Linked DNA regions of Homo sapiens: all the other regions are linked to region 1. A link is an interaction called in ENCODE POLR2A ChIA-PET data of the cell type or tissue named here. Cell type or tissue: CD4-positive, alpha-beta T cell. All regions are shown on one strand. Links, peaks and the distances in the headings refer to the core of each region. The heading gives the core; the rest is flanking DNA.

Region 1 (9,051 bases), core at 2,339-4,838:
AATTAAGTTTCGCCTAAAGGCTGCCTCCGTACATGTTTTATGTTTGGCCTAATGGTTCCATATACATGGTGAACTGTAACCCAACCTGATGTATAAACAGCCTGGTCTTGTGACAGGCAGCTGAGTCTCAGACTACCACAGGCAGCCAACTGTTCGAACTGGGCTCAAGCAAGGCAGACCCCCTGCGGTAGCCAATCCAGCTGCTGCGGCTCTTCCATTCTCCGGAGTCACTTTCGTTTCTGCCCATGAATGGTATCCAGCCACATGGCAGTGCCGGTGTCACTCTGAACCTACTCTGGTTCTGGGGCTGCCTGATTCAAGAATGGTTCTTTGCTCAATTAAACTCTGTTGTATTCAATTTGCCTAGAGTTTTCTTTTAACAATGAAGAACAAATTAATGTTCAGCTCGGTAACCTTGTCAAATATCATACAAATAACTATTGAATGCTGTTTTCATTTTTGAGAATGAAAATTCCTTTGTTTCCTCCTAATTAAAAAAAAACCCACATGTATTTACCATAAAAAAGTGAAAAATTTGTATAAACCCACCATGTTGAGATAGCTTAGCATTTTCATATTTATCTTTTACACAACACTGAATCATGCTGATTTATTTTAGAATAAAAGCAAATGGCGGTCACTATAAAAACCCAAATCATACAGACATGTGTCACGCAAAAGTGCGTCAGTCTAACTTTCACTCTCCCACCCCACTGTGCAGAAGCGGCCTCTGCTATGACCTTCAGGACTTGGTCCGGGCATATACAGTCATCCCTGGGTATCCCTGGGGGACTGGTTCCGGGACACCACCACCCACCCCACCTAGCCACTCCTCTCCCCATGGACAGACGCTCTATGAAAACTCCTGAACAAGGAGAGCTTCCCGGTTAGAAGGTGAACACACGATGTGCTGGAGTGTGGCACCCCCCTGCTCTCGCCAACATGCAGAGTCCCCCCTTCTCTAGTGGTGAAGACATAAGTGGCTTCCCTGGAGGTCTCGCCATCAGCATTCCCTGTGCAGTTCCTCGGCAAAGGAGAGGAAAAGGCCCTCAAAACACATCCCCATCATGACTGTCATTGTCACTGTGAGAGCTGATCATACAAACTGGGTCATTCTTGTCATACCCAACTCAGTCAGAGTCAAGGGGCCGGGGGAAAGCACTCGGGCCACAAAACATTCCTCCAGCAATGTAGTTCTCTGCCAGCCTGGCCGCGGAAACTGCCTGCTGCCACTTGAAACCAGTTTTCACTAATGGCAACCGACACAACCTGCTGTGATTCGAGGACTCATTTCACCCACTCACCAGTCGGGAACCTGCCAGCTCCCCAGAAACCTCACTAGTGCCGAAGAACCTTCTCAAAGAGCAACACGAAACAGTTCTCCTCTTTTTAAAACTGCCAACCTTTTATTTGTTCATCAAGATATACTGAAGACCACCTGGTCTGCCTGTATGCCTTCGACTGTAAATCTTGCTTCCCAAATAAAATGTTTTACATTTAGAGATTCATCACTATATTTTATCTGACTTTGACTCCAGTCCCTAATATCCCTGCTCATTTTTAGCCTTTGGTAGTTGCTTTTCTGTATCCTGACCAGAGCTTTTCTTTGTAATGAGCGGGACAGAGAGGCTGTAGGTGGCTTACTTCACCTTAGCTGGCACGTGAAGTCTCTAGAATTTACACTGATGAAGGTGTCACTGAAGCTTTCACAGACTTGTGCATTTTAACCTAGTCATACAGAGATACAGCAAACTGCTGGAGGTGTCTGGTTTTAAATATTCTTTTTCACAAAAGGAATTTTCAAATATAGCTCAGAGTGGCAATAAATACACAATTAAAATAGCACTTTGGGAGGCCAAGGCGGGTGGATCACCTGAGGTTGGGAGTTCGAGACCAGCCTGACCAACATGGAGAAACTCTGTCTCTACTAAATAAACAAACAAAACAACAACAACAAAAAAAACCAGCATTAGCCAGGCGTGGTGGCGGACACCTGTAATCCCAGCTACTCAGGAGGCTGAGGCAGGAGAATCACTTGAACTCGGGAGGCGGAGGTTGCAGTGAGCCGAGATTGCGCCACTGCACTCCAGCCTTGGCAAAAAGAGCGAAACTCTGTCTCAAAAAAAAAAAAAAAGTAAAATAGGCCGGGCACAGTGGCTCATGCCTGTAATCCCAGCACTTTGGGGGGCTGAGGTGGGCAGATCACCTGAGGTCAGGAGTTCAAGACCAGCCTGGCCAACAAGGTGAAACCCCATTTCTACTAAAAATACAAAAAATTAGCTGGGCATGGTGGTGGGTGCCTATAATCCCAGCTACTCGGGAGGCTGAGGCAGGAGAATTGCTTGAACCCAGAAGGCGGAGGTTGCAGTGAGCTGAGTTCGTGCCATTGCACTCCAGCCTGGGCAACAAGAGTGAAACTCCATCTCAAAAAAAGAAAAGAAAAAGGAAAATAAGCCAATTTCTTCAACTCTCAGCATTTCATTTAATCCAGCAGGTTAAAAAAAACCCAAAGAACTAAACATCCCCACATGAAATTAATGTGCCAAATCATGCGATATTTGTAACTAAATTTAAAAGTATGTGTTTTTTTTTTTGGCTCATGCCTGTAATTCCAGCACTCTGGGAGCCCAAGGCAGGAGGATCACTTGAGGACACGAGTGTGAGGCCAGCGTGGACAGCACAGTTGAGTCCCCATCTCCACAAATAAGTTAGCTGGGCATGGTCAGAGGACTCGGGAGGCTGAGGCAGGAGGATCGTTTGAGCTCAGGAGGTTAAGGCTGCAGTGAGCTATGATCGTGCCACTGCACTCTAGCCTGGGTGACAGTGAGATCCTTTGCCTTAAAAAAAAAGTATGCCTTTTAGTATTATTAGAAGAAAACCAAGTAGAAGCGACTTTCCTAACTTGCAAACGTTAAACAGCTGCACTTTGTAATGTACAGAAAAGTTTACTCTATTTAGGAGCTTCTAGGCCGGTAAGCAGGACAAGATACAAATTAAGTGCAAGAGTTTGCTATTTCATAGTGGCCCTCCGTGCTACAGAAGCAAGCTAGCAAAAAGGAAAAACAATTATTCCATTGGTAAGAGAAATACAGATGAACACCTCATCGGAGCTTTCTGCCAACCCACATAATGAGCCAATCCCATCTGCCTTGTTCTGGGCTACGGCCCCATTGTCAGAGCTGGCTGGATATCGGAGGAGCCCCTTAGGCGCCTGCTGGATGCATGAGCCTGGCCGGCAATGGAATACACCTTCCACGGGAACAAGGCTAATTGCAAGGGCTCTGCCATTTGGGTTCAAAAGACATTAAAAAGTTAAGATAATTTGGTTATAAGAAAAATGTCAGTTTTTTAAAAAAGAAATGATTAAGTATTTGGGTGGTAAAACATCATGTTGTCTGTAATTTAGCAAACATACCCACAAAAACAAAACAACAGAGCAAATAATTGTAAAATGTAGGTGATTTAATATATACAGGGTTCACTTTATCATCCTCTCAACTGTTCCACAGAATGGTTGAAAACTGTCCTATAATAAAAAGTAAAAGGGATGGGGACAGAGACGGAGAGAGAGAGGGGGAAGAGAGTGTCAACACAGGCATTCCTACATTGATGAGTCAAGTCGGGAAATCATTTAAGGAAGCCACCTTCTATTTTCGAAGAATGCCAAGACTGAAAGGGAGGCTCCTTGCCTGTCCCTTCTCCACTGTCCTTGAGATGATCAACAGTTGGTACAAATTTGCAAAAGCAGAAAACCAACTCTTTCCTAAAAAGGTAAACCTCTTCCACGGAGGTAACGCTTATGAGCATCAACCACAGGAAACACACACACAACACACAGCAAGCTTCCACCTCCCCCAGTAGCTCTGGGGTGTGCCTTGCCCTGGAGGAGCCCATTTACAGCCAGCTTGTTTGCGACAACTTCAGATTCTCCGTGCTCCTTGGCCCGATTCAAATATTAATGTGTTTTTACCTAAGAAACTATCAATAACATGGACTGTGTTTATACTACATACCGACAGAGCTAAGATGGGAATAATACTCAGGCTGCCTGAAGGAAGCCAAGCTGTCAGGAAGTGGGACAGCCACAGAGGACTGGAGTTTCTCACGTGAAAATGCCTGCAGAACTCTGGTCCTCTCACCCCGTGACCCCTTGAGAGCCAGGGCTGCTCGGTTCTAATTCAGTACAGGGCTTCCACGACTGCGGTGCTGAGGAACAGCTATGGGGCAACGGCTGGGGCTGAGATCCCCGGAAACCAAGGTGTTCCAGGATCAAGGGAAAACAGTGCCTGATGGCTGCAAGAGGCATTAGTTTCCCGCTAAATACACCGTTTATTTTCACATGCGACTGCTGGGTCCTCACCTATTCTTATTCTTGTCGGGGATGTAGAATGGCTTTGTGGCAAACCCATAAAACTCAGTTCTTTAAAAAAAAATAAAAATAAAAAAATAAATAAATAAAGTGATTCTTTTAAATTACAAAGAACCAATACTTAAATGACCCACCATTATATCTTTCCTGCCATCTGACTTGTTCTTTCTATATAAAGAAGCCATGCCCTTGACCCAGAGCCTTCCCCTACATCCCAGAGTCCACCGTGTCAATTTCCACGTGTGTTCACAGGGTGGAGGAATCACTGGCCAGCCAGAAACCAGCCGCTGCCTCTGCAAACAGGGACAGGAGGGCTCAGCACTTACTACTCAGTGACAACCCCCGAAGAGCTGACCCTATGTGAAACACAGGCCAGCGATACCCTGGGGGAACGGTGCTGCTGTAGGCTCCAGGGCCGCCTCGCGCAGATCATTTAAGAATCAGTCAATCCCCGTGACAGGGACAAAACCGAGGTGGCTCCAGAGCTCTGACATGGCTGCACGCCTGGTGACCCAAAGCCAAGCCCTGACTCTCTTCCAAAGTACAAGTGAGAGAAGAGATCAGCTAGAAGGAGGTCTAAACTGGGCTGGAGACCAAGATAAGCCACGCACAATCATAGCCCCTTCTGCAACCCAAAGACGCAAACAAAAGTCCCTCCAGCGCAGTGCAGGGGCTTTGCTGGAATAACGCAGACATTAATTTCTCTTGCCTTCCCATAGCAATAGGTCTCTCCCTATAAGGAGGTTTCTGAAAGCTAGAGTTGGGATCGAAATTTAGTCAAATGGGCGATCCAAGCCCAGTGTATTTAGATTCTATCTCAGGCGAGGTTTTACTCCAAGTCTTGAAGAAACTGCCAAACGTCTCAGCTGCTGCAGAGGCCCCACGCGAGACAGCGTGGCAAAATGTACTCTTAAAAATATCCACAAGAAGGGGCCCTTTTTGAGTAAGTTCTGTGTATTTTAGACTTGGGAAATTCTTCCTATTAAAAATTTTGGAACCTTTTCCTGAGTTCCTTTTCGGCAGCACCAGGCCTAGCTCGTTGGTACCCTCCGGGAAGAAGGGAACCGCAGGGCGGCCACGGGGAGGAAGTGTTGTCTTGGGGTGGCAGCCACGAGCTGACCCTACGATGAGGGAACCGAAGGCAAAGCTGAAGATTCTATTTGCCAATTTAAAAAATCCCTCTAAGTTATCTTGTCAGTTAAAAAAATTAATTAAAACAAAAAACTGAAATGCACAGTCCTCCATCTGCCTAAGTCCTCACCCTTCCTCCTAGCTCAGGCCACCCGGCAATGTCACCGGAGGATCTGAGAAAGATTTAGACTATGGGCACAATTATCACCCTCCCCGCTTAGATGTGTGTTATTATCCTTCCTGCCCTGGAGGGGAGACAGTTGAGGTTCAGAAGGTTCTGAAACTCACCCCCAGCTACCCTGCTGGCTAAGTGGCTGGGCATAAGAACCCTCCTCTGCACCCAAAGACCACAGTGGGCTGAGGCAACAGGATCCTGGTGCATCTCAGCCACATAAAAAATCACACACAAGTGTGTACCCCTGACAACTGAGAGCGCACGCTCAATGCACTGACTCAAACTCAATTAGGGAAATCAGGAAGAAAAGAGGAAAACAGAGTAAGGTGAAAGCTCATAAAAAGAAAGGGAGCCGGAGGGGCTGTGTGAGTGAGGCCCCCCGGGGGGAGGGTGAGGGGGGAAGGGAGCTGCAGGATCCACCCTGCCACAGGCTAAGAAGGAACTTCCTCTGTGACTCTTACGACTCACCTGACGTGTGTGCAAATTCCTAATATGTAAAATAAAGACAATCTAAAAATAGCATAAACGGCAAAAATGAAAAGTATACGTATCACAGGTCACGGTTCCGCTCTGACTGGACAACATCCGCCTACAGCAGCCCTGCCGAGATGTCCTCCACTAATCCCCTTCTAGCCCGGACCGCCTCTGAGGGTCAGAGGGTGTCAGCAACTGTTTTTCAGGACAGATGAGTTCAGAATCAGGGCTAGAAACAAACCACCGTCTATCCAGTTGTCTTCCTAAGCATTTAAACCGTGGTGGTTTCTGCACCCAATATGTAAAGTTAAACAGACTTCGTGTACATCCCTGTCTCTCGCTGGACCCCTCCCTCCTACCAACTGAACTCTCCCTTTCCGCTCTTCTCCACCGACGGCTCCAGTTGTACTTAGGGAAGCTGACGTGCCCAGAACACCATTCTGGAAGTCATTGCACAACAGCATTTCAGCTTCTTGTGATTGCGACATTTATCAATTAAGTCGTCTGATAAGAACCAGACTTTTGATCCAGCTGCTTTATGGGCCGTGTGTCTGTGCCCATTAACTTAATAGAAGCAGATGGACACGATGAGAACACCGCTGGCTGAAGGCTACTGAGCAGAAATCCAGCCAGAGGCGTGGAAAATGTCCACGAGGAGCGAGTTTCCCACAGCAGATGAGAGCCGCAACAGCATGGAGTCGGGCCAAGGAGTGGAGCCTGGGTACCCCCGACTCCTGCAGAGCCTTAAGCCACCGCAAAAACTGGGGGCTAAGGAAGAGCACCCCGAGAACGGAGCTCACTCCTGGCATTCTGGTGGCAAACAAGTGAACTCACATAGATTTTCCAATGAACTTGGAAATGCACACTGCGTTGTTCAACATGCTTGAAACACAGTTTGTCCACAGACTCCTGAACTAGCTGGGGGGTGGGAAACTATGCCAAGAGCTGGTTCAATCTGTCCCACTTGCTGCTTTTATCTGCTTGTGTTCCTGGTCTATGGTTGCGACGCTAGGTCAGCAGCCTCCAGACATGCGCCACTGAGGGTCTCTCCCAACCGCCCTTAAGAGGCTTCCGCAAGCAGATGAACCCCACTGTGTCGGAGGGGCAGTGCCTGCGGTCACGGAATTGCACATCTCAATGTTCACACAGGAAAACTCCGACCGCGACGGAATCTTATCCCCCACCTGTGACGACGTCAGTGCACGTAGGCACGGCAGAAGCATGAGGAGATCCGCACGCTGCTTGCGCCAAGGAGTTCCTCGCCGACTGCAAGTCTCTCTCTTCGGTTCTCCCAGAAAGCCACGGAGGCGCCACACTTTCACAGGACAAAACAGTTGCCTGTTGACCTGGCCAGAGCCCTCAACAAGACACCAGACAATGGGAGGACAGTGAGAGTGTCCTGGGATGTATTTTCATTTACCTCATGGACAATTTTGGTGTTTCTACAGGCAGAAGTTGAAACCACTGAATGGAAAGCCAGCTTACGGGCGCACACATGAGCTCCAGCCCTCATGCCTAGTCCGGCAGGACCATTCAGCTTGGGGTCTGTGATGAGGCTGAGGACAGCCATGGGCTCAGAAGGTGCATCTCAGCCCACGGCTGTGTTTCTGTATCAATTAACAGCACGGCTTCTCCAGTGACTATGACAGGTACAAACTGTATGTCTTGGTTTTGTGCTAAACCACAAAGATATGGTCCAAACACCTGGCGATGTCCAGTCCATGCCAGCACACAGATGTTTGGTTCCAAGACAACCAAGAGCAAAACCCATTCGCAGGCGCCGCGGCCAGACACCGCACATGAGGTGCCACGACAGTTGTTCCTTCTCTGAGGTCTCGTGATTTTACCGTCCTGATCCTCAGTCAATATTTTATTCTTTTAAGAGACCAGGTCTTGCCCCACTCTGCTGTGTGGGCTGGAGTGCAGTGGCATGATCTCAGCTCACGGTAGTGGTGAACTCCCGGGCTCTAGTCATCCTCCTGCCTCCTTCTCCCGAGAAGCTGGGACCATAGGCGCACCACCATACCAGGCTAATTTTTTGAAGAAAGTTTGGTACAGACTGGGTGTTGCTATGTTGCCCAGGCTGGTCTCAAACTCCTAGTCTCAAGTGATCCTCCCGCCTGGGCCCCTTGAAACGCAGAATGACCATTCTTTAATCGTGTGGGGTGTATGGAAAATGTGATGAAGAAAAACACAAAAGAATTAAAATGGAAGGAAAACTTTAGAAAGACTATTTCTTTGTGATTTTTCTAACTGCTGCTTTCAAATGAGATGGGAAAATGACTGTTCCAAAGGGTGCCAAGCAGATAAACAGCTGATCATTTTCCTTCTTCAGAGCTCCTGGGTTGCATTCGGTTTGCTAAGGAAGAACATAGGATTAGGGGAAGCAGTTTCACATACCCTGAAGGAGGTTAATTTTCTATCTGACATCAATTTTTATCTGTCATTAACATCAGGCTCCTAACAGCGGCTCCCAAGATCAGAGATGTCACTGGCCTAGCACCTTGCGGCACAGAAAGAGTGACTCGGTGTGATTTTAAAGTAATGTTGGTAATTTGATTAATCCATGAAAAACAGTATTTTTCAGAGTTGTTATATGATCAAAGTAAAATGGCAAACTTTTATGGTATGGAGTAGATACAAATGCCCTTAGGTTTTGTCTTTTCCCATTTGATAAACTGCATAATGAAATAACACTTTAACCCCAGCCACGGATGCTCGCTACACAGAAACCTGCTAGGGAAAGAGCTCCTTCCCTCTTCAGCCTCTGGCGTTCACCTTTTCTTTATACAGTTCCAAAGTCACTCCAGCAATACATCTATTTCTGCCATTCCTGCAGAAAACATTCTCAAAGTTAAAAATAGATCCAAAAGTCCAAGCTATGCTTATTTAAGACTTCATC
Region 2 (10,923 bases), core at 3,458-5,957, 130 kb after region 1:
TATACAAGCCATGGGTAATCCTCCCGGTTCTGCTATGCGCTTTAAATCCTGCCACCCAGCCCTCCAGTCACAGGTGATTCTAGAGGGCAGCCTCACTCCCTCAGAACCAACCCACAGATGGGCCAGTTACACGGAGGACCACGTGAAGCTAAGCGGAGCTGATCGGCCTCTCTGGGTTGGGAAGGCAGTGGACTGCGCCGTCTTCCACGTGCTGGGCCGAGAGCCCACCGAGGGGAGCACCCTCACCACAGCCCGTGCAGCCCTCACCTGGGAGGGGTCTTTCCCGATTTCTGCCTCCATGGCTCCTCTGTTGTGCCTTAGCACCTGCATCAGTGGCCCTCAGGCATGCCCCCAGTTTTCTGTGTTTAAGACCCCACGGGGTGGGGGAATCTCCTTCTACTGTAGCCCAAAGTGAGGGTGCGACCCCCTGGCCTAGGGGCCACCATCACCCGGCACTGGATCAAGTGCACCCTCTCTCTCCTCTTGCTGGAAGTAAACGGCACCACCTGAGCCTGGCATCTGGCATCTGTTCTCAGGGACTTTGAACCACACACTCCCCTTGCCCCTGGGTGGCACTTGTCTGTCTTTTAACACTGGCCGTACAGCCTGGCCATCCAGGGAAGCATCAAACACTCTTGTGGGGGGAATTTAATCTTGAAAATCCAGCGACACAATGCAGTGGGCAGAGAGCTGAAGCTGAAGCAACAGAGGAAAGTCAGGAGGTGGTTTAGGACCAGGGACCACTAGGATGTGAACACAGCTGGCTCCTGTGGGGACCCCTGGGCCCAAGCAGATGGAGTCCCATCAAAGATGACTACATCAGAAAGGAAGGACCCAGCCCTCACACACAGGGAGGGGAAGGAACGTCCTGCAGCGTAACTGCTGAGTGGGGAGCAGAGACCCACAGGGCCGCAGCACGGCGGAGACCGGGCACTGGTGTGGACATGCACCGCCCCTCCTGCCAAGCTCCCAGTCCACTATGAGCCTCCAAGCTGCACCCAGACTTCACAGAGGCCCAGCTCCTCGGCCACTCTGCCTGCACTCACCCCGACAGGAGCTTTCTCCCGACATACACTCCAGGTGGAGAGACCACAGCTCTAAGAAAACCAAAAGACTCCTAACAAAAACACACAGGAATCTTAAGGGATTGGTATTAAATTATACAGTATATATATGATCAGTATAGTCAATAGTCAAAGAACCTCTTTTCTTTTTTTAATTAGAGACAAGGTCTCACTATGTTGCCCAGGCTGGTCTCCAACTCCTGAGCTCAAAGGATCCTCCTGTCTTGGCCTCCCACGGGCATGAGCCACGGTGCCTGGCTGAACCTCTTAACAGTTTTATGAAACCAATCTATCAAGACAAAGGCTCTTTTAAGAATTAAATGTTACCATGAGGCTCTCAGCAGACACCACACATATTATTTGGAAAGGAAACAAGTCCTCACAACAGAAATTATACCTTATTCAACTTAAAAGTCTCCATTTTGAACTCATAGAACTCAACAATAAAGACAAACAACCCAACTAAAAAATGGACAAAGGACTTGAATAGAGACTCCTCCAAATGGCCAATAAGCACATGAAAAGATGGCAACATCACTAATCATCAGGGAAATGAAAACCAAAACCACGATGAGATTCCACTTCATACCCACTAGGACTATCATAATAATAACAATGTAAGAATACAGAAAGTGACAAATGTTGGCCAGGATGTGGAGAGACTGGAGCCCTCATACACTGCTAGTAGACATGGACAAATAGTACAGCCACTGTGGAAAATAGATTGGGAGTGCCTCAGGGAGGTAAAATACAGGGTCACCATATGACCCAGCAACCCCACTAGTGGGCAGGGGCCCACACAAACACTAGCATGCACATATTCATAGCGGCATTATTCAAATAGCTAAAAGGTGGAAACCATGAAAGTGTCCATCAACAGATGAACCCATAAAATAGAAATGTAGACTAGCCATACAATGGAATGTTTTTCAGCTATAGAAAGAGTTGAGGCTGAAGCAGGATGATCACTTGAAGCCAGGGGTTCAAGACCAGCCTGAGCAATAAAGCGAGACCCTATCTCTACACATGCACACACAAGAAGGATTAAATTACTGATACATGCAATAGCATGGAGGAATCTTGAAAACATTCCAGATGCTAAGGAAAGAGCCCAGACGCAAAAGGCCACATACTGTATGGCTCCATTTGTGTGGAGTACCTAGAACAGGCATCTCCAGAGACAGAAGGCAGGCTGGTGACTGCCTGGGCCTGGGGGAGGAGAAATGACTGCCGATGGGCTTTGGGTTTCCCTTTGGGGTAAGAAAAGTGTTCTGGAACTAGACAGTTATGACAGTTATGACAGTTGCACAAGATTGCAAAGATGTTAAAAGCCAATTGAGTTGTACACTTTTTTTTTTTTTTTTTAAGATGGAGTCTCGCTCTGTCACCCAGGCTGGAGTGCAGTGGCGTGATCTCGGCTTACTACAACCTCCACCTCCCAGGTTCAAGCGATTCTCTTACCTCAGCCTCCGGAATAGCTGGGACTACAGGCACCCGCCACCACGCCCAGCTAATTTTTTTTTTTTGAGACGGAGTCTCACGCTGTCGCCCCAGGCTGGAGTGCAGTGGCGTGATCTCAGCTCACTGCAAGCTCCACCTCCCGGGTTCATGCCATTCTCCTGCCTCAGCCTCCTGAGTAACTGGGACTACAGTAGGCACCTGCCACTGCGCCCGGCTAATTTTTTGTATTTTTAGTAGAGACAGGGTTTCACCATGGTCTCGATCTCCTGACCTCACGATCCACCCGCCTCGGCCTCCCAAAGTGCTGGGATTACAGGCGTGAGCCACCGTGCCTGGCCATTTTTTAAATATTTTTAGTAGAGACAAGGTTTCACCATGTTGGCCAGGCTGGTCTCCAACTCTTGACCTCAGGTGATCTGCCCACCTCGGCCTCCCAAAGTGCTAGGATTACAGGCGCGAGCCACTGCGCCCAGCCAAGTTGTACACTTTAAAATGGTGAACTTGACGTTATGTGCTTCGTATGTCCATTTTAAAAAAATCTCCATTATGTGTCATACCAACAAGTAAATCGCGGACATTTGGGAGGGAGCTGTACAGAAGCCCTTGTGAACACCCAAATTCATGAACACCACTGTGACATATGGTTTCCCCTGCAAAATGAAATCAAGTACCGCAGACACTTTGAAGTGGCCGTCCCCCTCCAATCTGTTATTGATCGTTTCCCCCTTGATCAGCACTTTCCAATTTGGCTGGAGCAGGATTTTACAACTCTTCCTAGTTGCATATGGCGAGCATACGGTGGGTTCCTCATCGTCACCTCCAAATTTAGCTTTCCATTCTTTAACACATCACACCTTCCACTTTCTGACTTAGAAGCAGCACTTCCATCCCTCGCCTGGCACCTGCCTGTCCTTCAGAGCCATCTCCGCATCGCTCTGTATCACGGTCCCCAAGTTAACTCAGGAAACACACATGGCACGTGAGATCTGTGAAACGACAACAGCTGAGCTACAGTTTTAGTCCCCAGCCTGACGGTGGGGGGTCCTCATTTGCAATTTGTCATACACACAGACAACTCCCTTGTTAAAGGGAACATGATGATGAGAGATAATATCCTCGAGAGGCCTGTTAAGGACAGAGTTAAGCCCCTACTTCTCTCTAAAAGTATTACACTTCAAGTAGGTCAATTAATAGAGGAAGAGTCAGGAATGCAGTTATCCCCGCAAGAGGATAAAACCAGAGATAAGGCAGGATGGGGAGGGGCTTAAGGCAGCAAGACTCCTGGGCAGAATGTTCTGGGAGGGGCCTCCACCACCTCAACCATGAGGGAGAGGAAGGGATAAGGGACAGAAAGGGATGGGAAGTAAGGATCTGATGACCAACCACCATGGCCTCCCTGGTGCAAATGCTTTATATACTTTTATTCTGTCCATTAACTCTCATTTGCATGTACAAATTTTAAAAGTTTAAATAGTAATTTGTCCAGAGTTACATTTCTAAGAAGTGGCAAAGCCAGAACTAAACCAGTTCGCATTCTTTCCACAGTTAAGCTCTCCCCACCCCACCCCTCAGTGCACTGGTAGAAAGGAGACCACATTTCCCAGGGAGCTCCCCTACCAGTGAGAGGGGCGCTCCCGCCCAGAAAGGGAAGGAGCGGTGAGCCCAGCACGACTCTGCGGACCTACGAGGCAGAAGGGAGGAGGCGGACTCCACCAATCTTCCCTAGGCAGTGTTTAAACAGGCTGCGGCCCATGCTGCAACCCACTCTAGTCAACACGCGTGCTCTTCAATCCCAAATGGGCTCTCTAGTGAATCCCCTAGGTGGCCTCGGAGAGCAAGAGTCCAACACAGGGCTGGCCAGCAGGGGTCCCCTCTGGGACCAGCTCTAATGGACTGAAACCCTGAGGAGTCTAGTCACAACAGGCTGCCATCCTCCAGGAGGCTGCAGAACCATGCCTTTCTTTCATTCTTCTTTCTGTAATGTCTTTGGTGTGCCTAAAAGAATTTATAGGTCATGTCACTAAGGTATTCGGAGGGATAGCAGTAGGTGACAACACCTTTATGCTCTGGTGCAATTGGTCTAAAGAGTCCGGAATAAACTGCTTCGCATAATCTAAGCTTGCTTCCAGGAAGCTGCTTCCAATACCATGGCCTCTGGGGACAGGGCAAGGCAGGAAGTGCGTGGGCAGGGCTGACTACGAAGGCTTCTGGCTGAAGAGCATGAATCAGAGTTCTCACTGAACACGGCACGCACGTGGAAAAGCTTTCAGGCGAGAAGCACTAGAAAGGAGGGAAGACGAAGTGGGAGAGCACTGCTGAGGCCAAGGCAAAAATATAAGTAAAAACATTGATCATAGGAACAGTTCTTAACTTTCTGGGCAGTAAGCAGTTAAGTGAAACTGTCAAAGCACCACAGTTAACCCCAAGACCACCAGAAGATATTGTCTGTACCGTCCTGCAAATTTAATGAGTACACAGGCAAAGTGCTTCACACCAGGTACTGAATTATGCAAGCTGTGAGCCATCCACCCACAGTTCTGCCTTTGCCCATGAGTCCTCACTGGCAGCTTGTCACAGAAACTCAAGGTGGATGAAGCCCAACCTTAGGACCCACAGAGAAGAAAGTCAGGTGAGTTTGGGCAGGAGGAGGGAGGGCTGGCGGCAGGGCAGACAGCAAGACGGGATGGATGATGGAATGGTAATGGCATCAGGGCCGCACGCCAAGGGATGCTGCCAATCGCAATTATAGGGCCATTTTCACCAGCTGAACTGGACTGTCAATTTGGAACTAATGTCGCAACGTGAATGCCCCAAGCAGGAGTCACAGCGAGTAACGGTCCACCTTGGGCTGTTCCATGAATAGCTTTGGAGCACCTCCAGGTGTGGAGTACTGTCCTAGGGCAACTTAGCTGCTTCTTCCCCGATTATCCATATCTGAGCCTGAAAATCCTAAGAAAAGGTAGAACCCACTGATTTATGCGTCTTGACTGCATCTGTATTAGCCCATTTTCATGCTGCTGATAAAGACATAACCAAGACTGGGCAATTTACAAAAGAAAGAGGTTTAATAGACTTATAGTTCCACATGGCTGTGAAGGTCTCACAATCATGGCGGAAGGTAAGGAGGCGCAAGTCACATCTTACATGGATGGTGGCAGGCAAGAGAGAGCTCGTGCAGGGACGTGAGACTTGTTCACTACGGACAACAGCACAGGAAAGACCCGCCCCTATGATTCGATTACCTCCCACTGGGTTCCCCCTATGGCACGTGGGAATTGTGGGAGTGACAATTCAAGATGAGATCTGGGTGGGGACACAGCCAAGCCATATCAGCATCCATCTATAAAATTCATTCCAAAACATTTGGGGGTGGGGGGCACAAGGAAGCGAGTGACTTGTGCTGATACCAATTGCTTTGCCCACAAAGCAGAGGCCTGTCTAATCATCCCAGGGGAAAGAAGACAAGTGGATCTTAGAAGCCATCCATGCAGTGCTCCCCAAAGCCAACCCGGCTGCCTGACTAGGCGCCTCCCACCACACCTAGCAGTGTGAGCACTCAATACCAAGGGTTTCACAGTTTGTCACACATGGCCACATGACACTCCCTGTGAGGTGGACAGGTCAAGCAGCAGCCCCATTCAGGGACAAGGAGAAGATGCCTGGATTCCAATTATCCTCACTCCAAACCCCTAAACAACATGGAATTACACATAAACATTCAGTTCTGCAAATAACACTTGTGCCTAAAATCCAAAAGACACACCTGTTAAGTAGAACCAAAACTGCCCACCACTGGCCTTCTCAACCCCCTTGCTCCCCAAACCCCCTCCTCCCAACAGGAGGTATAGTCATCAGCTTCGGTTCATTCAAAGCATCTCATAAAAGCACACAAACAACTCTATTATCAATACCACGAAAGGATGACTGTCATTTACATTAAAATGCAATAACAATTTCTACTGGGCTAATGGACCAGATCTTGGGAGCTGTTTTGTTCTCTCCTTGAACATACTCTGCTTGGGGTTAGGCACTATAAAAAACATGTTTATCTAATGGCAAAACCAACTTTCATCCCTTAACCACAAATTAACTGTGACACATCTGAGAAGCACGGTGAACTGAAGGGAAGCTGACATTCAAAATCTGTTCACTGTAATCCACAAACCAGGGCTGTGCATGGATAAGTAAGAACTGTCCACCACATGGAAACTGACTCAACCTGACCGCTCAGCTCCCTGGAAGCCCCACGGCCGCCACACAGGACTTGCTGCCTTCACTACTCGCAGACCTGGACAAGATGAGAATGAGCTCCTACAACAACGTGGCTCCATGACTGAGGAGCGCCTTCCGCCTCCTCCCCTAGACACACCTGCCCGACGGACAGACTTGGTCAGTGGAGGCACCGCCATGCTGTTTCATCTTCCTTAGTAAATGATAGATATTCCCATAGAAACTTATTTTTAAGGCACCAGAAGAATTAAAGCTCACCCCAAGTAAAGAGGTGTGGCCTCTGCTTCTGGTGTTGTCCACTCTCTCTGGGGAAAGAAGGACACAGAGAGCGAGGCCCCTCCTGCTTGTCTTTTTCCACAGGCTCCAGCTCCTAACTTCCATCCTGTACTAAACTGCCAGTAGCCCCAATTTGTTAGAAAAATTCTCTAAAAAGATAAATTCTTCACTGTATGGTCCCAGCTTTATAATAATCTCCTACTCCCATTTCCCAATAAAACTTTCATTTGAGACTTATGATGGAATGAGTGAGGTTTTACTGCAGAATTTTCCACTGAAACAACGGTCGGCATTTTCCTCCAATCTCTGGCAGAACACAAATTTATACACCTACAAGGTAATAAGGCAAAGCCTTAAATTTAATCAGAAGAAACATTTCATCAGTGGCAAACTGATAAATTATTTAGAAAAGGGCTCAATGGGCCTAAGCAAGGAAATACGGGCCAGATAGTGGCTGGCAGCCTTCAGAAAAAAATATAATCACCATGGTTTCTCTCAATTCCTTTTGAACTGGAATCACCTATATCAAAAGCTAGAAAAATGAAGAACAAGTCCAAGCGTTCCAGCACCAGCAAGGAAATCATCAGAGGCTTCCAGACACCATTCTGGTGCAGCCGACGGGGGTTCCGGGGTTGGCTTTCTGCACCTCCTGGATGGACGCTACCGTTGAGAAAACAGGCATTTCCTACTCTGCTCCCATCCATGCCAGCGTGGAGGCAACGACTCCGACAAACTTTAATGAAAATAATCTCATTTTCATTAAATGACCCAAGGTTTTCCACTCTTGCAATAAAGACACAGAGAAAGAGAAAACCAGATATATGGGTCTTTCCACTGAAGGTCTGGGAAATTTAATAACGCCCCCATTGTTTTATTGCAGATGGCACATCAACCTCTCTTTATTACTGCAGAAACTCAAGAGCCCTGTAGAGTGCAATCAAGTGGTGCGTGTTTAGCCTTGCAATGTTTCAAAGGACCCTGATTTACAGTCAGGAACCAGGCCCCTTGCACACAAACATCTGAGTTTGCTAAGTGCCTCCTGTTTCATGCAAACTCTAGAAGGCAGCATGAGGTCTGCCCCACACTGAGAGCCACGCTATCTATGCCAGGCCTCCCTCCCTCTGTCCTGTAACCCACGGAAAGCTGTGAGGAGCAGTGTGCCACGCGCACCGGGGCAAGTGCTATTATTACCCAGTGCATATGGCACAGCCCCACGCTCACACCTGGGAGCCGGTCAGAGGTATCCTGTGACATCCGTTACCTTAGGCTAATTTCTAAAATAGATGAGGCCCGCTCATGGATAGTAGCAGGAAATTTTTAAACATTTTTATTGTACTAAAAAATGAATGCAATGGTGTTGGCATTCGAAAAGCAAATATTAGGTGTCCATTGTTGTGGTTTTGCTTCCTGAATGGGGACAAAAGATCCCACTCTGTGTGCAAGAACAGCTTCCTTCTAGGCTGCAGCGGATACTTTATTCCAGATTCCACTTTATAAACCAGCCCAGATGGGATCCCGCCTGCGCTGGTACCTTTTCCGAAGCATCCTGTAATCTTAACACATTCTCCATCTCACCAGCCCTTCAAACGATCTCTTACTCAGAGAATTATTTTGCACATCCATTCTTGAAATCTGGCCAACTTTAACAAATTTTCCCAGACTACAGATCATTCAGAGGACTGCACCCCTTTGCACCTGTGCTCGCTGTCCGAATACAACTGTGCCACTGTCATGGGCAGGGAATCCTCCATCCTGTACTGAGTCTACACTGTCATCTTTCTGGCTGTCATCACTGACCTACATGTAAAGGTCACCTTCCCTACATCATGATGCCGCTTCTCAATGCCATGGAGAGATCTGCTCGTAGACAGAAATTTAGATTAAAAATAACAGATGCCACTTTAGAAGATTCCATTTCCTGTCAGCTAGCATCAACTAGCTGATATCTACCAAGCGAAACTAATAATAAAGCCAGCAGTAAATCAACTCTTAGCACTCAAAAAAAACAATTGTAAATCAGAGCAAATGGAATACACATACAATATCTTGAAATATTAAACACATGTATTCTGAAAGGCTATATTTCCTTATCTAATAATTCTTGGAAAAGAAGAAACTAGTTTTAATAGCAGAGACTCATTCTAGAAAGAACACAATTGGTAGATCTGAATTTATTGGGTTACATTCTTTTTTAAACAAAGGTATCTAGTAAAACGCAAAGGTACAAAGCCAAACCCAGGAGATGGCCAGAAGTAGCCAGAAAGGCATTCCTCTGAATTCCCATAGTGTTGGTTAACGACATGCCATGTGCCAACACGGCCATGTCTTCTAATACTGCCACTCTGCCCCACACTCCTGCAAGTGCCCGTCTCACCATGCTGAGACCCTAGGGTACCTTCAAAGTCTTCAAAGAAGCTATTATCTATGGAAAACACGAGGCATCTCAACTACATTTTTACAGGACTCCACCATCCAAATCTCTCTCCAGTCCTCATGCCATCCCCAAACGCACTGCGCCCTCAAGAAAAAGGCTACAGCATGTGTACACAAACCATCAAGAGGCAACCAATTTAAGAGAGGAAAAAGTCAAGCCATTAGGCATCAGTCAAGAACCCATGAAGCCACTGCCTTCTAAAGAACAAAAGTCTGCTGTTATTGACTTGACAAGTTGGCAATGCAAGCACAAAGGTACACCCTAAGACACAGAGATGCTTCCTAACAATTAGCTCATGACTGGAAGCAACAGCAGAAATGACCTAAGGGCATTTTTAAAGGCAGGAAAAAATTCATTTTTGGCTGTTCTCTTACTCTAAGAATGTAAATAATGTATAAGGAATCTCTAAATCCCACATCATGTGGATAAATGATCCACAAATCAAAATTCCAACCAAATAAGTGTTCAAAAGGTTCCATAAATCATGTGTTTTCATGAGGCTTTCATCCAAAAGGGGAGAGTAAAACTTGCAGGAGACGCGCACCTTCTCAACCTGCATTCTTCATTATTTCCTTTAGGTAACTCGAGTCCATCTATCATGCAAAGCTGAATATAGGGCACTTCCATAAGTGCCCAGATTCTTAGTTTTTTATTAAATTTATTAAATCTCCAAACCAGTTAATAAGAAAGGCTAAAGGTCTTTGGGTGGATTACAAGTAACTTAAGATCTTAAAGGCAATTTGACACAGTTATATTCTAAGCCACTTTTCTTTAAACAAACAAACAAAAAACTGTAAGATATAAGCCAAAAAAAAAAAAAAAAAAACCCACACACTAATTGGTAACTGGCTCCCTAAAAAGAACCTTATCTTTTGAATCAAAGGCAAAGCATATAATAAGTGTTATCTTTTGACTGTTGGGTGTTTTTTTCTCAACTATGTGAAAACTGAAGACACGCGGAATAGCGTTAACTAGTTGAGGTTGCAGAAAAATTATCGAAAATACATTTCCTGAGAAAAATTAAAACCATGGTTAAGAGCGAAAAGAATACTTTTTCTTTTCTAAAAATCTGGAACAAACTTAAGCAAAATAAGTTGGACTGTCCAATGCAAGACTCACAATAATGCGGACGCTGTCAAGACAACACAGCCACCAATAGCCAGCAGGCAGAACGCAGGCACACGAAACGCAGTGCGCAGGCGCCATGCCACACAAGGGCAGGGTGTGCACAGAATTCTCACTTGGATCCAAAGAGTGTTGGAAACCAAGGAACTGGAGTTTCCCTGTAAGAAGGAAAGGGAAGAGCAAGTGAAGCACACTTACCCTTGGCTGCCAGTTCTCGTACTGCTTCTGTAAATTTGCACCGATGGTTTCCAGAGCTTTCTGAGGACCCATCGACAGAGGATCTGAGGAAGCAATGGAAAAGAGAAAGTTCTTTACGTCTGCATTTCCTCCTCT
Region 3 (10,923 bases), core at 4,150-6,649, 80 kb after region 1:
CAGCACAACCGAAACTGGGACTCGGATTTGCTGGATTCCAAATCAGTGCCCTCATAGACACGCTCAGGCACATATGGGGCCACCGCACCCTCCAAGAACTGCTTTTCATGCATCACGCAGAGCGCAGTGAGACCCATAGCTGGCTGCTCTGAGACAGACCAAGGTTCCCACCCTGGAGGATGGGGAGACAGTCAGCACCCACCACACCCTGGAGGGTGGGGACAACAGTCAGCACCCACCACACCCTGGAGGATGAGGAGACAGTCAGCACCCACCACACCCTGGAGGGTGGGGACAACAGTCAGCACCCACCACACCCTGGAGGATGGGGATGACAGTCAGCACCCACCACCCACAGCAACAGCTACAGAAGGGGAGCAAGCACTTCATCTGGTCCTGGGCAACGGAATTGCAAAAGGCTGGTGATTCTGACCTTGAGGAGGGAAGCCCAGAGCCTGCACCTGCAGGGCAGCTTGGAATTAGCCCTTTAGAATATATAAAACACTTTATTTTCTAAGAAAATCACCGATGCTTAAAGAAAGATTCTAACGAAATTGAGAAATTGTGCAATTTTTTCAAACTAGAAGGCAGACACTCTCGAGGTCTGTCCTCGGAGAATTACAAACAACTGCTGGTCTTACAGAGGGAACATAAACCACACGCACCACACTTCAAGGCAGTCATTCCATGAACACGTTCTGCCACAGAAACAGCCCCTCCTTGTGCCTGACTACCTGGTCCGTTCAGTTATGGCATTTGGGTTTGTTGAAACACAGTAAACATCAATGGCTTAACAGAAGCTACGGATGGGCAGGACCTGCTCCGACCACCGCAATTGGCATGGCTTTTGGCAGAAACGGGAAGGAAGCTGGAAGGCACACCCACCTTGTTGAAGACCCAGACCTCCCCGTTGACTGTGGGCCGGGGCACCCCGTGGCCATTGTAGTGAAAGAGGACTCGCTCCTCCTTGGCGTTGCGACGTAAGGACGTGCAGAGCTTCTTGACTTCATCCACAGTTGGGTCAAGGCTCTGCTTGTACCGGGCCTGTTGCAGGAGAAGAAATGAAGAAATTTACCACGGACTCCAGGGAATGCTTGGAACTCATCCCCTACCCTTTCCTCTGGGTTTGCAGTTAATAGCTGTGTGGTCCTGGACACATGGCTCTGAGTTTCTCCATCTATAAAACCAGGTAATGCCAGGCACCCTGGCTCATGCCGAAAATCCCAGCAGCTTAGGAGGCCAAGGTGGGAGAACTGGTTGAGCCCGGGAGCTCAAGATCAGCCTGGGCAGCAGAATGAGACCCCATCTCTACAATTAAAAAAAAAAAAAATTAGCCAGGTGTGGTGGCACACACCTGTAGTCCCAGCTGAGGTGGAAGGATCACTTAAGCCCAGGAGGTTGAGGTTGCAGTGAACCATGATCACAACACTGTACTCCAGCCTGAGTGACAGAGTGAGATGGTCTCAAAAAAACAAATCAAAACACTACATAAGAACTGCCACACATGATGGTTATAAATATTCATTCAACAAACATTGAGAACTACTAGGAACAACAATGAGATAAACAAGTAATGCCTGTCACATGGCAACACCAAGGCAAACGCAGCTGCCACTGGGGTACCAAGTGTTTCTCAGAAGTACGCGGTCCTTCTGAAAACATCTGGAGCATGGAAGAGAGAATTTGCTCAAATGAAGGAGCCTGCAATGTACACATGGCAGCAATGGCAGAAGAGTGAAGAGACCGAGTAAGGAATCGCCCTGCTGAAAGCTCCTCCCTCCGCCTCCTGCCTGGGCCCTTAACCCTGAATGAGCAGAATCTAAAACTGACAGAGAACAATCAATAGCCTTGATATACACAAATAATAAACAAAGGAACATCATGGCAAAGAAAACCCCATCTCGAAAGCCACAGAGCAGACTGAATGCATAGGAATAAGTTTAACATGAAATGTGCAAAACACAGACATGGAAGATTTTCAAAGCTCTCCTGGAAAACACAGAAGACGTGAACAAATGGGAAGATGCTCCCTGCTTGGGTGGGCTGAGTCAACATTCTTAAGATGTCAGCTCTCGCTCGTTTAATTCACATATTCAATGCATTCCCAGTAAATACCCCAAGGAGCTAAGCTGCTACTGAAGGTCACAGGGAAAAACAAACAGGGACGAAGGGCCAGAAAATCATGGCAGCAGAAAGCCCTGAGGGCAACCTGGCCTTGCCAGACACTGCAGGCTCCCCTAGGGCCTCTCATTAAGACAGCGAGGCTGGGGGCACGGAGACCAGCAGCCCAGGGAACTCACACACAAAGTCCAGAATCAGACCCAAGTACACATGACTTGGCTTGCTTGAGAACAGTGTTTACATAGTCCTAATGCTATGAATGCTGATTTTATTTTAGTAAAACTGTGCCAACTTCCAGAGAACCTGAGTGAGGAGAACGGGCCAAGGAGGAGACAGACCTGGCTGGGTGGCAGGATGCTGGAAAACGGGCACAGGTGGGTCATGCGAGGAGCTACTCCAGTTCTATCATTGCTCTTTTCCTGCAAAGTACTTTTCATGGTGAACTCCCAACAAAGAAGAACCGACAGAGTAAATCTACGACCTTCTGGGGTTGGGGAGGGGAACAACGGGTGTGAAAGTGCTGGGGCCACACCAGGCAGTCAGGGAAGATGCCCTGAGTTGATGAGTCAGTGCAAAGCAGCACCAACATATGCCACTAGAACAAATAGCTAAAAGGGTTTGCCTCTGGGTGGGGATTATGTTTTTAAAAAGTGATGTGTATGTTCATCACTTTGATAAACTTTTAAAACTTTCTTTTAAAAACAACTAAAATAAGTAAGGCCAATGCCATGATCATCACTTGAAGAAAAATGCCAGTAAGTGTTTGGAACGTGCAGGGGAGGCTGCGTTTGAAGGAAGGCCTGGGCTCCCGCTGTGCCCAGGCTGGGCACACAGATGCACACGAAGCACCTGCTGATGTGACTGAGAAAGGAAGCAGAGAGGACACACCCTGAGGAGGGCACACCATTCATGCTTAAGAAAGGTTCCCCTGCCGGACACGGGGGCTCACACCTGGAATCCCAGCATTTCGGAGGCCACGGTGGAAGGACCACTTGAGGCCAGGAGTTCAAGACCAGCCTGGGCAACATAGTCAGATCCCTCGTCTCTACTGAAAAATAAAAATAAAGAAAATAAAGAAAGGTTCCCTGGCATTTCCAGAGAAAAAGAATTAGATGTGAGGAAAACAACAGGAAAACGAGGCCCAATTCCTGCAACACGGTTACTCTGTTGTATATGATACACATTTGGTTTCACCTAATTATATACATTAAAACTCTAATTTATGACAACATAAAACCTCTTGGTATTCTAGACCTTGTACTTTGGAAGTCATCAGTAGATGTATGAATATCTTTCAGATGAGGAGATTTAAGAGTTTTTCCAGGTTCCCCCAAATTTTTGTACCTGCAAGCAAAGCCCATTAGAGAACCAAAAGCTAATCCAAGGCTAGCAACCCTGTGCCACTGCAGGACAGTGCGGAGCCCTGGTCTGAGGCGGGGTTAGAGCCACAGAGTGGTCTCCCCTCTCAGTGTCTCCTCGCTCAGAACCAGAATGCTGCTCGAAAAATAAAGCAGAGTCACGAAGGAGACTTGAGAGAGAGCTAACCAACTGATAACGCGGGATCTTCAAGTCCATTTTCATCTATGAAGGATGTGCGTTGACACGCACAGGGGGCTCTGCCAGGACAGGGCTGGCCCACAGGGAGCCCAGGGCCACAGGGAAGGAGGAAGTGCTCAGAGAAGCACGGAGCGTGACAGGAGGGGTGTCGATGCGTGGCCTGGGAGGCAGCGTGTCACCTGCTCCCATAGGTGGGCATCACTGGCCCATGGGGGACCCCAGCCATGCGGTGGCCAATCTGACCCACATGTTCTGGAGGAGCCTGTTCAATGCCCAGCTCTCCTACAAAATTCCTTCTTGAACCCTTTCAGCAGGAAATAATTTTTTCTTTCTCTGAATTAACTTACACTGCTCACTATACATTCATGTGCAGCTATCTCAATTCTGTGTAGACGGTAAATTCTGTGGTGGTAAACACTGCTCACCCACATGTGTGCCTTTCTGTTCAAAATACAAGTTTTATATCCTTTCCCCAGCATTACAACACACTCAGTTACCAGCAACTAATTGCTGAGTCATACTCAGATTTTTACTGACAGTAATTACAATAATTATTAAAGAAACAAATCAATTTGTAGTAAAGAAACTGATAGAATCCTGCCTGAGGTTGAAGTGGTGTAAGTCACTGTCAACATAATATCAGAAAGTATGTGTGTACAAACAGCTGCATCCAGGTGCTGGGTACCCAAGGCGTCTGTGACATCATCCTTTCTGCTTTGCTATCTGAGATTCTCTGCATACTAAGACTTACGAAAATGATGGACACATTCTGGATTCATCACTGATGTGATGGATTCATCAACTGTTTATTTGTGTTCTTGGTGAGACAGAACCAGGCCACTGAGTCTTAATGTTCTAAATACCTGAATGTTGGCTGATCCCATACAACACACCAAGGGCAGCTGATAAATGAAAGCGCAGTTCTGGGGGCAAAGAAGGAAACATTTTATTCAGCTGTCACGACCTTGGCTACAGGCCCTCCAAAACCACATCCACTCAAGTAAGTACATTCTAAATTAGAAAATAAGTCTGAAGTAGAGGTAGCTAGACATTCCGTCTTCAGGTGGATAGGTAGAAAGAATGGCGGACACGTAGGACGGGTTCAGTCTGGAGAGATGGCTTCAAATCAGCGCAGCAGCAACAGCCCCATCTCGCCCATGTCTCTCCACACCCAACAAAAAAGCACCAAGTCCTGGAGAGGACCTAGTTCACCTGCTCCTTCAAACCAAACGCATCAGCTATAAGACCTGCATAAACATGAAATTTAGGTTTTTCTCTGAATCAGAGGCGTGATAATGGCCAGTCTAAGCAGCAGGCCACATCCCATTTTGGTCTGGGCCGTTATGTAAATTAAAACAAATACCTATGCATTTTTAATGAAAGTGCTTTTTAAAAAGTGTCCTGGCTAACTTGGTAGAAACAATTAGAGGTTTTCCAAGAAAGCGTTAGCCCAGCTCCAGGCCCCAGGGCAGAGGTGCAGCCATCACCGAGGCTCCTCCGGCAGTACTGGGGCCCTGGGAAGGAGGGTCTATGCATTTTCCTACCTCCAGGGATGCTTTAAGACAGCTCAAGTAGGGAAGAGCAAAAATGGAGAGGTAGGACTCAAAAAAAACTTTTTTTTTAATGGATGCTAAAGGATATCTCCTTGATCCTCCTGGGTCTCACACACAAGGCGGAATGGGTGTTCCTGGCTCAAGTCTGCAGTCAGGCCAGGGGAAGTGAGCCACCTGAGCTCACGTTTATCAGGAACGTCCACTGAAGCTAACTTCCCACCCCTTCTCCAGGGTCTAGGGTCCAGGTGGGGTGAGCGCCTGCCAGCCTCTTTTCATGCACATTAAAACCACTTCCCCTTAGTGAACACAGGATATGTTTTTCAGAGTCAGAAAGACTTCCGGAGTCATGGGCTGCAGATACAGGTGAGAAAAGAACACATGCAGAGCTTGCCAGACGGCGAGGCAATCAGAAGGAAGGAAAAAGCGCTGTCAACTAAACTCGAGATTTCGGAGTCTAATTCCACAGATCCACCCTGCTTTCTGGTTGCTAAGGCTACAGAAATCCCCCATGCATAGTGGTGAAGAACAAAGGCACGGAAAGATAAGGCACCCCAAAATAAGAACAAGCCACGGTGCTGATCTCCACATCTGTCTCCCTGGAGCACGGGCCCATCGATCTGCAGGGGCTGGGTTCACTGCAGGGCCCACAGATCGCTGGGAGATTTTCTAGTGAAATTGTCAAGTGCCTCCTGCTCCATCTCACTTATTACATTACTGCTGCGGCAGTTTTTCTCAATTCTACTCTCCTCAACACAGCTATCGAACTAGGATTGCTGAAGTCACAGCTCCACAGGAAAATCATTCGCTGTCTCCTGAGATTGCTCCTGAACAGGAGTGCTGTTCTTCCACGCCACACAGAAGGCCACGGGGTAGATTATTCAGGGACACCAATAAAATTAAGGATTCATCATTTCTGACCCTGGCTCTGTGAAGGTCTTATCCCATGGGGCTGCGAAAAACGGATTTAGCTTCATTTTCTTACCTATTGCGTAGAGAAGGCACATTAATGGACTAGCATGAAAGGCGCCACAGATATTAATAATACGCCTCCTGGGGCTTCATGGGAATTAATTAATATTTTTAAGGGCTTTGAAATGAGAAACACTAAATTAAATGTCACCACATTGTGTTAAGGTTTTGTCTCACAACTAGAATGCCAGGGATAATAGCTGTGTGGTCTGAGAGACAGGAGAGGCACGGGAGCATCTGATCATCCGGGGGAGTTACGACAATTTCTGCTGGACATATAAAATGACAAAGCAAGTCTCTAAACTACAGCCTATTGTGCTAGGCATTTTTCCTGAAATGCCAAATCTCAAGGTGCAAGAAAATATATGCACAGGAGTTTTGGAGGATGTGACAGCAGAAGATAATAAAAGAATGAATAACCGAAGAAAAGAAAACAAAACAAAAAACAAAACAAAACAAAAATGGGCCCTTGGTTTAATGAAGGAAAATGCAGCTCCAAATTTCATTTCCTTCTCAGTGACGGGCTCTTGTCCTAAAATGACACCTGGTAAATTTATATGCTAATAAGGCCTAAGAAATGCTACTGCAATCAGATTCTGCATTTTCCACGTAGACTTTTATTGGTATTGGAGCTCCTTCTCATACAAGTGCAGACTTCAGACCCTGGAGAGCCCTGAGCATGGGAGGGACTCTGCTCCCAGTGGCCCTCGTGGCGGCATGGTCCCGCTAGAAGCTCTGGTGAAGCTGCACAAACTGCCGCTGGTGTGGATCAAGGAGAGACGGCCACCTGGGAAGAGGAGGGGCTCAGGGGCTCTACTTGGTGGGTCTTCCCCTTTGACAAAATCCCACCAGGGGTAGCCCTGTGCCGCTGGGGCAGGCTGGACATAGACATCTGTAGAGTTTCTAACAAAGACACTGGCGTCGTACTAGGCTGGGTCTGTGAGTACAAGTGATATCGCTGCCATCCTCCCATCCTATAGCAATGAATAGCAGGTCAAGTTTAGATCCAACAAACCGAAATGCCTGCAACACTCTCAGAACTGTCCTGGAGGAACAAATGTCATTTCAGGACTCAGGCCAGTTCTGGCCCCATCTGGGGTCTAGTGAAAGTTTCACCCTACCCCTCTCCTTCTCAAGTAGGATGCAAAGATTTCCAGGGAAATGTTGGTAGGAGGGACCTTTAGGCGGACCTGACCTTCTTCCCTGCCCGGCATTTCCCTGGAAGGCCTCGCCTCCTATAGCCCTTGTTTACCCTCACCCTTAAGGGTGTTAGGATGAAAAACAAGTAAAATACAGAGAAACAAAACAAAAGCCAAAAAGAGTGATGGCAAATGCTACCTTTCGGTTGATATGGAATGAGCATTATGGTCTCCGTGAGAATAAATGGCAAGAATATATAACCTGTGCCCTTTCCCATGATTCCACCCTAGTGCAACCAGGTGGAGCCGCTGAGGACACAGAGACTTCACAGCATTTGTTCCCAGATGTGAAGCAATCCATCAGTGTGTCTGAGGCCTTTCAGCAGAGAGGAATTGTCCAGTGCACATCTTCTGTGTCTTCCCTCCTAAGCTTGCTCCCCTCTCTCCTCAATCCATATGGATGGGGTCACTAACCATTTGGACAACAGAAACCTGAGAATCACCCAGCTGGACAACAGAAACCCAAGAATCACCCTTGACACCTTCTTGTCTTTCACCCTTTCCATTTTTATGTCATCAATCATTGCATCCTGTTGAGTCTACCTCTTCAATCCTGACTGAGTCCATCCACCTCTTTCTATCCGTGCTATCAATACCCAGGTCAAGCCACTACCAAACCACCACTACCACCACCATCATCTCTACCATCACCACCACCACCACCATCACCATCACCACCATCATCATCACCACCACCACCATCATCATCTCTACCATCACCATCACCATCATCACCACCACCACCACCACCATCATCACCACCACCACCACCACCATCACCACCACCATCACCATCACCACCACCTCCATCATCACCATCACCATCATCTCTACCATCACCACCACCATCATCGCCGCCACCACCACCACCATCACCATCATCACCATCACCACCACTTCCATCATCACCATCACCATCATCTCTACCATCACCACCACCATCATCATCACCACCACCACCACCACCATCACCATCACCATCATCTCTACCATCACCACCACCATCATCACCACCACCACCACCACCACCATCACCACCACCACCATCATAACCACCACCATCACCATCACCACCACCACCATCACCACCACTACCACCATCACCACCACCACTTATCTATTTCTTAGATCATTGGAGTAACTTCCCAACTTATCCTCCAGCCTTGTTTCACTCCAAATCCATTCTCCAAAACTCAATAGGTCCTTCTCCCGCTTAGAAACCTTTGATGTCTTCCCACTAACTTTGAAAACTCTTTAGAAAGACCTACGAGTCCCTGCAAGATCTCCAGCCTGATCACTAGACATAATCTCTGAGAGTCTACACTTCAGCCACAAGAAAGGATCTTTTAAGCCTTTTGCCTCATTATGTTCTAACCTACTTTCCAGCCTTCTGCCCAGAACCTTCTTCCTACCTTTTCTCCATGTCCTATTCCAAGTCTTGCCTGGTCATTTTCTATTCATTCTTCAAGTATCATGTTAAATGTCCCTTGTCTTTTATCATGTTGAAAGCATCCTTCTTGGATGCTCTTCCAGACACTGGATAGGAAGCCATGCCAAAGGCTGCATAGCACCTCTAGCTCCCCATCACTGCACCAGGGTACTGTGCGTAGCACCTCTAGCTCCCCATCACTGTACCAGGGTACCGTGCACAGCACCTCTAGCTCCCCATCACTGCACCAGGGTACCGTGCACAGCACCTCTTGCTCCCCATCACTGCACCAGGGCACCGTGCACAGCACCTCTAGCTCCCCATCACTGCACCAGGGCACCGTGCACAGCACCTCTAGCTCCCCATCACTGCACCAGGGCACCGTGCACAGCACCTCTAGCTCCCCATCACTGCACCAGGGTACCGTGCACAGCACCTCTAGCTCCCCATCACTGCACCAGGGTACTGTGCACAGCACCTCTAGCTCCCCATCACTGCACCAGGGCACCGTGCACAGCACCTCTAGCTCCCCATCACTGCACCAGGGTACCGTGCACAGCACCTCTAGCTCCCCATCACTGCACCAGGGTACCGTGCATAGCACCTCTTGCTCCCCATCACTGCACCAGGGCACTGTGCATAGCACCTCTAGCTCCCCATCACTGCACCAGGGTACTGTGCATAGCACCTCTAGCTCCCCATCACTGCACCAGGGTACTGTGCACAGCACCTCTAGCTCCCCATCACTGCACCAGGGTACTGGACTCTACCTGCTGATTTACTCATCAGCCTTCACAGTTGACATTAAATAAATATTTGTGCACATACAAATGATGAATAAATACTTCCTATTGGAGTTTACACAGCCCGATGAGCTTCTCCAGAGAAAGCTGTTTTATCAAGAGCTTGGGGTCTCTATTTTTATTTTGAGGGCATTTTAAACAATTCCATTTTGATGGGTTGGAGTACAGCAGTGAAGCAAGGCTTTTGCTCCAACACCCACTTTCCTTAGCAGACAATCTAACTGCCCAGACAAAGGGATCTGCTGCTCCATGCACATAAGCTCGAGGCAGATGCTGGGGGAATCACGGGCGCCTGAACATCCAGGAAGCACCCAGGGTAACCTAGCAATCAGACACAAGCTGGCGCTTCCTGGCCAGCAGGCTCGCCTGGGTTTCCCCAGGAATTGGATGGGCACTACCCCCTGAAGAGCTGCACCACTAGTCAGGTGAGGGCCGGGACAGCCTTCCATGAGCAAGACAGAAGGAAAAGGACTGACTTGGTGACTGGCAGAACAGGCTTGTCTTTCACGGATTATACCTGCATGAATGGTAATAAAAGACATTTCCTTTGTTCCAGATAAGGCTATGGAGAAGCAGCGGCACATTTGTCTATAGAAATCTTTCCAAACATAAAGATTAAGGAGAAAAGAACAAAAGGGAGGATGTTAAACGGTGACGAGGCTGAGGAGGTTGACCAGCTGCCGGCCTAGGATGGAAGGTGCCCCCACGTAACTCCAGCTCTTTCCACTTCCCGCTTTGTTTCCTTTGGCTGGAGGACAATGTGGATCAATGGCTGGAATGGCCCCCGGGGAGCAGGCCATGACCACATGCTGGTGACAACGGTGCAGAAACCTCTGCAAACGAGGAGCTGGTGTCTTTCTTTGCTCCGTCCCGTCACTTTTCACGCTATCCTCCACGTGGTTGCTGTACCTAGATGGCTCCCACAGGAGTCAGTGAGGCCTGGGTGGGGGTGGGGCGGCAGCCCCTCTGCATGGGGCCCAGTGCCTGGTGCGCCCGCACTGGCCTCACGTGGCTCCCCTGCTCACTCGGCCTACCTGGCCTGTCACCTCTGCCTCTGGCCCATCCTCCTCTGTGGACCCTCAGTCGCCTCCGTTCCTCACCCTCCTACTTTCACAACACCGTTTCCCCATAGGGCACCTTCAAGAGAAATCTGGTCAAATTCCCCACCTTGCCCCGCACCCACCCGTCTGGGATCCTTGTCTACTCGCTGGCCCCACCAAATCAGCCAGCAGAAACTCAACCACCAAACTCTGCCAGCAGAAACCTCACCACTACCCTCAGCTCCTGCTCCT

Evidence for each region. Peaks named below come from ENCODE experiments on the same cell type or tissue, not always from the same donor. Only the 100,000 strongest peaks of a DNase experiment are listed, where the experiment ranks them.
Region 2: POLR2A ChIA-PET joins it to region 1 with 5 read pairs; 2 of 35 experiments call an interaction of 5 or more read pairs at or near these places.
Region 3: POLR2A ChIA-PET joins it to region 1 with 7 read pairs; 3 of 35 experiments call an interaction of 5 or more read pairs at or near these places.

What each region holds. Positions count from the first base shown.
Region 1 is chr17:80,777,784-80,786,834 of GRCh38, reverse strand. The region is part of intron 6 of RPTOR (regulatory associated protein of MTOR complex 1); the gene reads right to left. Among named protein-coding and RNA genes, the nearest start is that of CHMP6, 210 kb to the left of the region's middle. RefSeq lists enhancers at 6,146-6,345, 6,862-7,362. In CD4-positive, alpha-beta T cell, for the core only: no CTCF peak of the experiment used is centred there; a DNase peak (open chromatin) is centred at 3,844; H3K4me3 peaks cover 739 bases; H3K27ac peaks cover 1,473 bases.
Region 2 is chr17:80,643,676-80,654,598 of GRCh38, reverse strand. RPTOR (regulatory associated protein of MTOR complex 1) reads right to left here. Exons shown (of 34, transcript NM_020761.3): 3 at 10,789-10,871. Among named protein-coding and RNA genes, the nearest start is that of RPTOR, 100 kb to the right of the region's middle. In CD4-positive, alpha-beta T cell, for the core only: no CTCF peak of the experiment used is centred there; DNase peaks (open chromatin) are centred at 4,378 and 4,708; H3K4me3 peaks cover 707 bases; H3K27ac peaks cover 638 bases.
Region 3 is chr17:80,697,962-80,708,884 of GRCh38, reverse strand. RPTOR (regulatory associated protein of MTOR complex 1) reads right to left here. Exons shown (of 34, transcript NM_020761.3): 4 at 886-1,044. Among named protein-coding and RNA genes, the nearest start is that of RPTOR, 160 kb to the right of the region's middle. RefSeq lists an enhancer at 3,771-3,890 and a silencer at 10,242-10,536. In CD4-positive, alpha-beta T cell, for the core only: no CTCF peak of the experiment used is centred there; a DNase peak (open chromatin) is centred at 5,634; H3K27ac peaks cover 292 bases.